Regions from separate parts of the Homo sapiens genome. Here region 2 is linked to region 1. The links are chromatin loops, found by intact Hi-C in ENCODE. Cell type or tissue: endothelial cell of umbilical vein. All regions are shown on one strand. Links, peaks and the distances in the headings refer to the core of each region. The heading gives the core; the rest is flanking DNA.

Region 1 (6,169 bases), core at 488-5,487:
TTGGGGAGATTGGAAGCCAGGCAAGCTGGACCTGGTCTTGGGGTTTGAGCCCAGCCAGGCTTATGTGACGAGGCTGCCACAGGGAGACGTCTTGCGCCACCTGCCTATACTCAGCATTTTCCGAGTCTGTTTTTTGAGCAAGGCCTGCACTCTGTGAATAAGCCTTGGTCTCTGCCTCCAGGCTGCCCTCGGCCTGGGGAAAGAGGCATTCAAATCATTGAATGGTGGGACCGCTGGGAAGAGTAGACATCAGAGGGGCTCCAACCCGGCCTCAGGTGGCAGGGTGAGATGGGAAGTGGAGTAGGGCAGTGTGGGGACATTCGAGAGGTTCCCTGGTGGAAGGGATGTCTAGGATGAGAGTTAAAAGATGGGGAGGAGAGTTGGCCAGGCAGTGAGTGTGGAAGCAGGTCCAGGAACCCTGGTGTGGCCGGACTGTCTACTGTGAGGGTGGCCTCGGTGGGAGCTGAGGCTGGAGAAGAGCAGGGACTATGTCTCTGAGGAGGAGGAGTGGGAGGGGAAAGGAGGAAGGGAGGGGGGGACAGGATCAGACTTGTGTCTTACAAAGACCAAACGAGCTGCAAGTGGAAATTGTTGAATGGGAGGGGGCTTGATTGGAGGCTAGAAGGCCAGTTGGAGGGCTTTTGAAGAAACCTAGGTGGTTTTTCATGAATAACAACTTGCTGTGATGGGGCTGGACTAGCTGTGTGGCTTTGGGGTGGTCGCTTAACCTCTCTGTGCTTCCCTTTCCTCATCAGATTAAAGGGAGGGTATTTATATTTACCTTGCTGTGTTTTAGGGGACATATCAGAAATAGGCAAAGGTTCTAGTTCAGTGTTTGACATAGAATAGGCATCCAAACAATATTTGTGAATAGGGACCTTTTACCAGGATGGCTTGGAGCACTTTTTCCTATATATATACGTATATATACACACATATATGTGTGTGTGTATATATATACATATATGTGTATATATACATATATGTGTGTATGTGTACACATATATGTGTGTATGTGTACACATATATGTGTGTATATGTACACATATGTGTGTACATATGTACACATATGTGTGTGTATATGTGTGTGTGTATATGTGTGTGTGTGTGTGTGTGTATATATATGTATATATATATATGTATATATACTCCTCTCCCATTAACTCTAGTATTTCCAGAGGATGAGAACTCAGGCAGTTGTATGTTGAGGGGCCTCTTGAGTACATAGTGGCTTTTCAGTTATCATGACTTTTCCCATCTTGGAGTCGTGTCCCAAACCTTGACCTCATGGCTAAGGAGAACAAGTGTGGTTCTGTGCCATTTTCCTTTTCTTAGAAACTGGGTTTCCCAGTTTGATGATTGAATGTGCTGACACCGTTTCCCTTTGGGCAGATGGGACTCAAGTTGCCACCGCAAAGCCTGGGGTGGAGACTTGGTCATCATTCAGACATTGATGAGCTTGGAGCCCCGCTTTCTTTCAGTGACTGCCTTGAGGCTTTCGTGGCACTCCATATGGGCCATTTGGTGCCAGGTATTCCGGCCCTGGGTTTGCCATCAGTTATGTGGACGGGGCGTTTCATTAAAATTTCCATTAACTGTTTTTTCTTTTTTTAAGCCAGTGAGCAATTTATAGATTCATTAACTTTTTACTACACTTGTGAAGCCAGGAAGAGGGGAATAAAGGAAATGAAATATTTGGTCCGCAGCATTTCACTAAAAGATGGTGGCCCTTAAATATGGAGGAGAAAAGCTGGATAATTAAGGCTGGTTTGAAGAAGCATTTAGGAAGGGCTGGGATCTTCCAGAAGGATCCAGAATTGGAATATCCTGGCAAGGAATACCACCTTTTACCACCCCTTCCCTGCACACTGAGTAGCTGATCTGTCCTTTTGCTCAAAATGATTGATTTTTTTCCCCACTGGGTGTCTGTCCACCCCCTGATGACAGCCTCTCATGGGAAGCATACCGCCTCAGGACTAACTCTGACTGTGACTCTGAATGTATTTCCTTGTTTGGGGGTGCAGTCTGACTCCTCATAGTCCTCTCATTGCATTCCCTTTTGGGGGAGTTAGGGATGGCATGATGGTTGAGTGATGGGCCTTGGGGCCAGATAAGCTTGGGTTCAAGTCCAGGCCCTGCTGCTAACTAGCTGTATGATTTTGGATAAATGTCTTCACCTCTCTGAAACTTATTTTTTTAATCTATAAAATCATGGTAGTTTTAGGAACTCTGAGAAGTCTCAGGAAAGTGACAGTAGTATGTTCTACCACACACTAAGTGGTGAGGACAAAATGGTTTACTAAGGATGCCTGACCCACATTCACATTCCAGACTTGCCATGCAGTTGGACTGCTCACCTACAAACATTCTCAATTGAATTCCATTCCCTAAAACAGCAAGGCACATCTCAGGACATCAGTTTCCCCTGTTGGAAAGTAGATGAATAATCTCTAGTTAATGAGGATGTTGGATGAGATCAGACACATTTAATGAGCCTTTTAGAGTTGCTGGCACATAATAGTATCTTAATACATACTAGCAGTCATATATCTATTGTGGTTGCAACTACATGCAATATAAAAACTCTGCTCCCAGGGTCTACTGTATTAAAAAGGCAATCGGCTTAAAGATGACTTTCCCCAAGAGCCTCTTAGAAAGAGAAAATCTCAGTACGTGAACGTACTTCGAGGTCACCCTGTTCGGCTCCCAGGTGGAGCTTGGATGCCCTAAGTGTTGAACTTCCCATTGAAGGGGTGTGTACCCAGGCCTATCCTCGGGAGAGATGGTTAAAAGCAGGTCTTTGTAGAGTCACAGTCTTCTTCAATCAGGAGTAGCATGGAACCCTAGGAAATCACCTCATCCTAATACCTGCCTCTATAGATGTACAGCATGAGTATTTGAAAGTATAATGAATTTTTCCTCAAAAGTGGTAATAATGGAAAGCGAAGCAGGAAAGAGGAAAGTATCATTCAATTTTGAGCCATCCAGGCCAAGTGCTTTTAGGGATATTGTATACGTGCATGTGGTATTTGTTAGTGTAAACTTTATGTAAAGTTATATATAGAGAGTTTGATTCTGTTCTTGTCACTTCAGCCAGTTAACCTCTGCTTCTTCCTCTCTGTAACGGAAATCATGACTCCTACCTTGTGAAGAATTAAATGAAGTAATGGATATAAAAAATCACTAAACAAATGTATGTGGGGGATTGATAGAATATGTTATTCCTGCCTCACTCCAGACTCAGGCTTCCGGGAACCTGAGTCATCTTCCCCTTTAAGGATGCTATGTAGACACACTCTCTGTGCTGGGCTGTCTGGTGGGCACTGGGGAATCCAGAGGCACAGCCCCTGCCTGGGAAAGATGGATGTCCAGCTGTGAAGACAGGTAATAAAAAGATGACTGAGTATAGCAGCCAGTTGATCAATATCTTTTGAATAGTCCAGGCAATAAGTGCTTTAAGAAAACAGGGGAGGGAGATTGCCCCTGTGGCCTGGAGGAGGTGGGAATGGAACCCAAAAGGAAGGGGAAGGGCCCTTCCTTTCTTTGCAGAATGTAGTTAAATGAAGCCTTTAGCAACAACTAGGACAAAGAGGTTCTGGGGGTTGAGTCTATGTGGGGTAGGAATGCATTTGCCTTTTATGATACTGTTCAGCAAAGAGCAAAGATGTCCTGCGTGCCTCTGGAGTGTCCTTGAATGTGGAAAGTTCTAGGGCTCTAGGAGTGGGTTTCCCCTAGCCCAGCTGGTGTCATACTGTGGTCCCCAGAGCCTCTGATCGTCATCCCTATAGGTCTGGTCAAGGGATGCTTCTAGAGTGTCCACTGGGTGCTTGGGTCTTCTGGGCAGGGGGTTGAGGAGAGCATTACCCTTTCACATGATGAGTTTTCCGTACTTCTCTCAGCAACACTGGAGTTACAATATGCTAGAAGGATACCCAAGCAACCTACATGTTGGGGGACTGGGCTGTGTGGCCAGGCATCCATTTCCCAGACTTCCAGAGTTCTTTAAACTCCAAGCTGTGATTCCACTGGATAGTGCAGAGCATGGTGCAGTTCAAGACAAGGCAGTTCTTGCTGATGAGGAGGCTGGAGTCCAAATGGGGGACTGGACTCAGGTGGACTCTTTGGTTAGCTCTGCAGGGCAGTGTCTTCAGGTGGATCCTGCACTTCTGGAGTTTCCTATCTGAACTGATCTGTTGGTTTGACCTCAGTTCCATGCCTTCCTTTTCCCTGCTGTGCTCTGTATTGCAAGGGATTGCATTTCCTAGGTGCTCTTGCTCTCTGGCCTTCAAAAGTTTAACCAGTAGGATGCTCATCAGGAAGACTGGAATGTGAAAAGGGAGGGAGAAGCCTGGGGTACTTCTTCTCACCCATTCTCTCCCTCTGGTGGTGTTTTCTGTTTAGCTCCAGCCCTTCCCTCTATGGTCCACTCCCAGTGGGCAGCCTTTTCCATAATTTTACTTCTTGCTGGACAGCCCCAGTTTCTGATAACACCATTTCATCCCTTTTATCTCTCCAGGGCTATGGGTGGTAGCAGCAGCTCTCCCATATGCTGATATGCCTGGTTTTCTATCTGTCTCCTGTTTGCCTTCTCTATTCACTCATCACCTGTGTTCTCAAATCCTTATATTAAATTGCCTCCATTTAAAGGGCCTAGAGTGACTTCTCTTTTTTTTTTTTTTTTGTCTATCCTGGACCCTGAAGGCTATTCCCAAATCAGACCCCTTAGAGAGTTTGACTGGCTGTTGCCACCCTGACTCACCCCGTGGAAGTCACTGTAAGCTCATGACTGCCCTAATGAATTCAAGGTACCAGATTTCCACACCCCACCCCCACACTGCAAAGAAAACAGAATTGTAGAATAATTTCAAAATAGTCTGGTTGTCTAGATTTCTCAGCAGGCACCCATTGGGATGTGCAGAATTACAATCTTTCATTTCTTCATGGGCCTCTCATTTTGTAGGAATATGAGTGATTCCTTCCTTTCCAGCTGTGAGAGGAACTATTTTGCGTATACTATTTTGATTTTGAAAAAAATTCATGCAGTTGTTCTCCCCCTCCCCCTATTTTCCTGGGCTGTTGATCTTGTGATATATTTATAGAGATTGTGGTTGGCTGACCAGGAGTTATTTTGCAATAGGAATTTGTAAGATTTCTACTTTGAGTTTGAGCATGTGTTCCAGACTTTTCTCTCTTTAAAAAAAAAAGTCTTACTTAGAACATCTACTTTGCCCTTCTGTAATTATTTCTCTTTCACAGCAAAAGTAAGCCCTGCACTTTACACATATTTTTTTCTATGTATATTTCTTCTGTCTCTGGTCTTCTTTCTTCTTTGATGTCTCTTTTTACTACATATTTTAAAAGCCCTCAGCTTCTTTCTTCTATGTGGGAATAGGTTTGCAAATGAAAATGTGACCGGAAGAAGGGTGCTTTGGGGGTCAGGAGGCCTCAGTTTCTCTGTCTGTAAAAGAGGAGCATCCCAGCACTTTGGGAGGCCGAAGCGGGTGGATCACCTGAGGTCAGTAGTTCGAGACCAACCTGACCAACATGGTGAAACCCCATCTCTACTAAATACAAAAAAATAGCTGGGAGTGGTGGCTCACGCCTGTAATCCCAGCTACTCGGGAGGCTGAGGCAGGAGAATTGCTTGAACCCGGGAGGCAGAGGTTGCAGTGAGCCAAAATTGTGCCACTGCACACCAGCCTGGGCAACGAGAGTTAAACTCTGTCTCAAAAAAAAAAAAAAAAAAAAAAAAAAAAAAGAAGAGCATTGGACTAGATTAGAGGGGGCAAGCATGCTTCCATCCCCAACTTTACCATACTCACTGCAGACATTAGTAATCAATCACAGCACTCTTTCTAACCGAGCTCTGCTGTGACCTCAGAATCTTTCTCAACACATGGTCCCAGGCAGCCACTACTAAATGGTTAGAACAGGCCATTCTTAAACTAGATGAAATGATTCCTTGGACCCCATTCACCACTCTGGCTCTCTGACTATTGGAACTACAATTCCTTTATGTTTTAAACCAGTTGACTGACTTTTATGAAGCCTCATCTTGACGTAACACATCCTTAGGCCTAGGTACTATGGAGCCACAGAGAAGCTGAAAACAGCAGGCCACCCTCACGGAAACTACAGTTTGGTGGGGAGCAAGGCTGCAGAGTGGCGA
Region 2 (6,169 bases), core at 834-5,833, 51 kb after region 1:
CTTTGCTCTGACCTCTACATGGGCAGGCTCATCTTTTAACCTCTCTGCAGTGCTCACTAGGAGCTTGGCCATTTCAGTCTCCCTGCTCCTGGGAGAAGGGCCTGGCAAGGGGCTGGGGGGGCCAGGCATTTACACCATGTCGGTCTCTGTGTGTCTGAGGGAACAAGACAACTCCTCAGCAGGTGTGGGGGGCGGTCCTCTCCTTGCTGAGCCTGTCTAGAGTAGGGCTGGGCACTTCCTACAGGGAGTATATGGCCACCCCTACGAGGTAGGTGCATGTGGTCCCATTCTGCAGATCAGCAGACTGAGGCTTCATGCATCTAAGGAAATTACCAAGGTCATGCTGCTGGTAAGTGACAGAACAGGGACAGGGACCCAGGTGTGTCTGATTCAGTCTGTCTGTCTTAATCTCTGTCCCATTCCGGCAAGGAAAAGGGGTTGCTAGAAATTATTGTAATGCGTTGAAGTAATGATTTCCTTATGTGGATGCAATTTATTCCTTTCAGAGCACTTTTAACATTCATTTCCTTTTTCCCCTCAAGGTGTAGGGCTGAGAATTAGCTGAAGAAGTTACCTTCTCCATCTTACAGATTTGGAAACTGAGGCCCAGAGATGGGGGGGTGCCTTGCCCAAGGTCACCCACAGAGTGGAGGGCAAACCTGGATCTAGACCCAGGCCTCGTGACTTCTAGCTCGGTGCTGCCTCCTTGCCAGGGACCATCTCTGCCCCTGGGACAGAGAGTTAGCCACACTTGTAGGCATCGCCTGTGGGTCCTGGGACCTTGTGGTCACAGAGGTTGGGTGACCAGTCCTTTCCTCTTCTGTTTTCCAGGGTCTTACGAATGCGGAATCTGTGGCAAGAAGTACAAGTATTACAACTGCTTCCAGACCCACGTGCGGGCGCACCGAGGTGAGAGGAGTGTCCCTGGGGCAGAGCCCAGGGGCCGCACCTCCCACTGTCTGCCTGTTTCCCACTTGGGCCCCTCGTGGGTGACCCCAGAGGCCCTGACAGCTCCAGCCTTTCCCATTCTCCTCCTACTTTCATCAGTAGGACAGGGTGCCAGGCAGGAGAAGGGAGGCCTCCTGATGCGGGACAGCTCAGGTGTGGGAGGGGGACTCTGCAGGACACACCAGACCTGCGCCCAAGGGCACCCCCTGCTCCCCACTGGCCTCACGCCTCCCAGGACATCTCATCACTGCTCAGTGTCAGTGGCCCCCACAGGGCACTTGCTGAGGTCAGTGTGTGTGTTCCTCATGACAAGCTTGGGAGTTGCAGACAGGAGGGATGGCGTCTGTTCCTCCCGGAGCCTGGCAGACAGGGAGGAGAGGCTGGCATCAGGGGCCCGGTGCGGGACTGTGAGCTCTTCCCCTGTGGCTTCCATGTTCTCTTTTGCACTTGGCACTGGCCCTGTCATTGGCCCGGTAGCCCCACCCCCATCCCTCTCTCTCTCTCTTTGCAGACACCGAAGCCACCTCAGGGGAGGGAGCCTCCCAAAGCAGTGAGTACTTTTTCCTCCTCGTGGGCTGCTGAGGGGCGAGGGCTTGGGGTGGGATGAAGAGGAGCTGCTTGTCCCCTCCCCCAGAACTGCTCCAGGTGGCCTCTGAGAGACACAGTGCTGGGGTCCAAGCTTGGGGGCCAGACCATCCTTACAAAACCGCAATGCGGTACCTCAGAGCAGCCCTTCCCAAAGCGTGCTCCATGGCAGGCTCATTCTGGGAAGGTTAGTGGGTGTTCTGTCCATGACGACTTCTCTGGCCAAGTAACTTTGGGAGACCTTGAGTTTCACTAAGGGGAGCAGGTTTCTTGTGGACATTTCCAGCCCTTCATTGACAGACACAGCTGTGCATCTCCCATGGGTGCCCTGGATATGCGGGTCCTTGTGTTCTTTTGACTCTGACTCATGACTCTGGGGCTCCGTAGTTGACTTTTGGGAAATGCTGCTTTGGAGAGTTTTCTCCTGAGCCCCCACAGCCAGGGGCACTAATTGCTTATTGGTGATTTGCCCTGAGGTGCCATATCCCAGCACCTGGGGCGGCACAGGGCCTTGACATCTGCGACAGCACTGCTGCTCACAGGCCCTGCTTGCCATCCCTCCAGTTCTAGGCCCCAAGCGCCTGGTAAGTGAGCAGCCAAGCTGGTGTAGACTAGGATGGAATCTCCCCACCCAATAATCTGAAGCTTCAGAAGTCACAGTTCCACGTGTAGGTATGTCGCCAACAGAAACGGGTGTATATCTGCTGCAAGATGCAAACTAGAATGTCCTTAGCACACCATTCCTAACAAACTAGAAGCCCCCAAATGCCCAGAGCTCATTGAATGGAGAAGTAAGTCTAGTGACACAAAAGACTACTGTAAAGTAGTGAGAACGAACAATTTATAGCTACACACAGCAACATGGATGACTCACAAACAATGGTGAGCAAAAGAGGCCAGGCGTAAACAGAGTTCAGCCTCTAAGATTCTGCATAGAGAAAGGGCAAAAGCAGCTAAAACTAATTATTGCCGGTAGAAGTCAGAAGAGCGGTTCCCCTGGGGAAGGGGCTTCAGGGTTCTGTTTCTTGAGCTGGGTGCTGGTTACCTGGGTGGTTTCAGTTTGTGGAAGTTGAACAAGCTGTGCACTTAGGATTTGTACACTGTTCTACACCAGGGGTTAGCAACATTTTTCTGCAGAGGGCCAGATGGTAAGTATTTTAGACTTTATAGCCCAGACGTCTCCGTCGCAAGTATTCAGCCCTGCCCTTGTAGTGGGAACATGCCAGGAACAGAGATAATATGTAAATGAATTCCTTACCAAAACAGATGGTGGGCAGGATTTGGCCCACAGACTGTTGCTTGCCAATCCCCGTTCTATGGGTTTGTTACACCACACCATCACAAAAAAAGATTCTTAACATAATAAATAAACATTACCACCCCCTGCCCAACAAAACCCCAAACCAGAGCAGTTTGAAGAGATGGCGATGGCTGAAAAAGGATTGTAACTGGCCTGGGTCCCAGTAGCATTTCTTCTAAGACACTTTCTCATCCACTCCGTTTGGATTCTTATGCCAAAGGAGAGGCCGGCATGTTCCAGAGAGAAATCTGAGGCCCAGGTCAGCTAGACACCTGCCACAGGACCCCAGCTGGGAGGAGGTGGGAGCTGGGCCCTCCCCCTCCAGCCCCGCCTTTCCTGCCCCAGCCCCAGCCTCAGCCTGGTCCTTGGCTCCCATCTCCTTCAATAGTTCCATTCTTTTCCGGCTCCCATGGACTGGCTGCGGTCAGCCACACATTTAAAGAACTTCCCTATTTATCTTTCCTTCCTCAGCTATTCTGGGCCCCTGGCCTCTCCAGCAGCCCCTCAATGATCTGTTGTGTTCCGTCTGGCTTCCGTTGTCCGCGGGCTTGCTGGTTGCTGACGGCTCTGTAGCGGGGGTATTTTTAGTCCTTCCGTCACTTTTCCCTTCCTCCCTGTGGAGTTTCCTCCCTGCGGCCATTGCGCGCTATTTTATTCTCAGTCCTGCAGCCCTGCCCTGACCCAGACTGGCAGCACCTGCTTAGAACGCCTGGCCTCCACTTACAGAAGCCTGGCCATGGAGTCATGGAGCCAAAAGGGCCCAACTGAGAAGACTGAGTCCAGCCCACCCATTTTGCAGATGAGGACAGGGAGTCATACAGGTTGTGAGTAGTGGAGGCGGGCCTAGAAATGAAATGAGGTCTCACACATTCTATTAACAGTTCTAGGACTTTTCATTTATTTATTAGGAAAATAGTACAGTCATACATAGAAGCAGACAGACATATTCACTCATCCATCTGTCCACTAAGGAATAAAAGATTAGCCCCTCATGCTACTGTCACATTGATATTTGTGACAGTATTAGGTTACATTTGGCAAGTATTTATTGGATGTCCCTTGTGTTCCTTTATTCTTTATTATAACTATAGGAAATGAAGAACCTCTCATTCCCATTTTACAGATGAGGAAACCGAGGTGCAGAGGTTAGGCAGCATGTCTGAGGTCTGCCGCACTTATACCTGGTAGAGTTGGGTTTGATTAGGCAGCATGAATCCAGAGCCTGCCTCCCTGAACGGATTCACAGTGGCATCTAAGAGACACCGAGCTCTCGTGTCTGAAAATGCAGCGGTTCTGAAAACGTGCTTTCACTGACAAAAAAATGATTCTGCTCTCCTTTTTGGGGATAACCCTCTTGGCCTAATCATTTCCTGACTGACGAAGACCTGGGAGCGGGCTCCCCATCCATGTCAAAGAGATGTCACGGTGTCAGAGCAGGGTGGGGGTATTCTCAGCAGCAGAAACCTGGGGGCTCACGTTTTATTGGAGGTAACAGATGTGGCCCTGAAGTGAGGGGTCAGGCCCAGCTGGCCAGGGAGGCTGGGTAGAGACAAGCAAGTGGGCAGGTGGCGGCAGATGGCGGGTAGCAGTGGTCAGCTTAGGAGAGGAATGTCAAGGCAGAGCCCAGTCTGGAACCAGACCCCAGGTGGCCTTGACTTCTCTGTCTCTGTTCCTGGGCAGGTGTCCTGCACAGAAGGCAGGGTTGCAAAAGAGACACTGGGGACCATGGTCTGGACGGGACCTGATGGGGAAGTTGTCTAAGTTGATTGCTGGCTACATGAAAGGATTAAAGCCTGGGCCAGGCACAGAATCCTAGAACCACCATCCTGGGAGAGGCCCCAGGAATCAGCTCATCTACATCCCTTTCCCAGCTCCCCAAATTATGGGGGAAAACAAGGAAGCAGGACCAGCCTCTCCTGCCCCACACCTTGCCACCTCTTTCTTGGATGATTCTGGTATCCAGCATCCTCAGAATGTCTCCAAGGAACCTGTGGCTCCTTGCTCAGGGACCAGTTTGTGTCTGGGGCTCTGGCACCTGCTAAGGCATTTTCAGAGAATACGAAGAGGTGAAGCTGGTGGTGGGAGGGAGAGGTGGCTAATGCCATTTGTGTCCCTAAGTTCAGAAGGTGGGGCCAGAAACCTTCCCACGGAATTACCTGGCAGCGTAACCTTGTGGTAGAGGATTGCATCAGATCCTGTATTTGGGTTCTGAGGGACAGGAGGGGGACCAGGAGAGAGGTACCCCAACCCAGTACTGATTTGCAGCTTATTCAGACAGAGAAGGGCCACATGCCCTGACTCAGCCTTAGCTTGGAGTTAGTGAATGTTTGAATCCTAGCTCTCCCTTCCCCTCCCCACACCGGGCAGCCTTGAGCATATCACCAAGCCTCCCTGTGCCTGGGGTGATGGGATTGATAGGCCCTCCCTACATCAGCCCAAGGAACACACACATGAGGTTCGTGCCAGTGCAAACGTTAGAGTGTGCCATTGTGGAGGGGGTAATGTCCTGTGTCCAGCCTCAGCCTCAGATGTTGGGTAGACCCAGGGGATCATCCAAACTCCAACCTCATGTTAGTTACCTATTGCTGTGTAACAGATGTCCCTAAAACTTAATGACTGGAAGCAACAAGCATTGATTATCCCTCAGTTTCTAGGGTCAAGAATTTGGATATGGCTTTGCTGGGTCCTTTGGCGCTGGGTCTTTCCCTGGCTGCAGGCATGGACTTGGCCAGGGCTGTGGTCTCATCTCAAGGCTCAACTGGGGAAAGAACTGCTTTTAAACTCACTCATGTGGTTGCTAGCAGGTTTAACAACCCTGCTAGGGTTCTGTCCTTCCCACACTCTTAGACTGAAGGCCTCACTGGCTGTTCACCAGAGGCCACCCTCAGCTCCTGGTCACCTGTGTCTCTCATGGGGCAGCTCACAACCCAGCAGCCAGCAGGTGTGACCTGGACAGAGAAGGTATGCTTGAGACAGAAGTCCCAGTCTTTTGTAAGCTACCCTCAGAAGTGATATTCTGTCACTTTTACTGCATTCTGTTCATTAGAAGTCAGTTACCAGGTCTAGTCCAGACTCACAGGGAAGGGGTGATGTAGGGCATGAGCATCAAGAGGCAAGGAGCCCTGGGTGCTGTCCCCAAGGCTGCTCATCACCGGCCCTCCCGGCTGTGCCCTTGGGGCAAATCCCTTCTGATCCTCAGTTTCCTCATGTGTAAAATGAGAGACTGCTTCCTCCCTCCGCTAGCCAGACTGGGCTAGTTTCATCTTTGGTTTCTGAGATGATCTGGCCAGAAAAACCCCACCCCACAAGACTGAAGCCCTGGTAACCAGGTGTGTG

What was found. Peaks named below come from ENCODE experiments on the same cell type or tissue, not always from the same donor. Only the 100,000 strongest peaks of a DNase experiment are listed, where the experiment ranks them.
Region 2: a loop joins it to region 1, with 10 times the contacts of the local background. A loop is called at or near these places in 4 of 110 quality-filtered maps.

Annotation. Positions count from the first base shown.
Region 1 is chr9:113,950,482-113,956,650 of GRCh38, forward strand. All of the region lies in intron 1 of ZNF618 (zinc finger protein 618), which reads left to right. Among named protein-coding and RNA genes, the nearest start is that of ZNF618, 77 kb to the left of the region's middle. In endothelial cell of umbilical vein, for the core only: no CTCF peak of the experiment used is centred there; DNase peaks (open chromatin) are centred at 3,220 and 5,050; H3K27ac peaks cover 4,295 bases.
Region 2 is chr9:114,001,165-114,007,333 of GRCh38, forward strand. It overlaps ZNF618 (zinc finger protein 618), which reads left to right. Exons shown (of 15, transcript NM_001318042.2): 5 at 832-909; 6 at 1,460-1,498. Among named protein-coding and RNA genes, the nearest start is that of AMBP, 74 kb to the right of the region's middle. RefSeq lists an enhancer at 4,951-5,450. In endothelial cell of umbilical vein, for the core only: no CTCF peak of the experiment used is centred there; a DNase peak (open chromatin) is centred at 3,397; H3K27ac peaks cover 2,062 bases.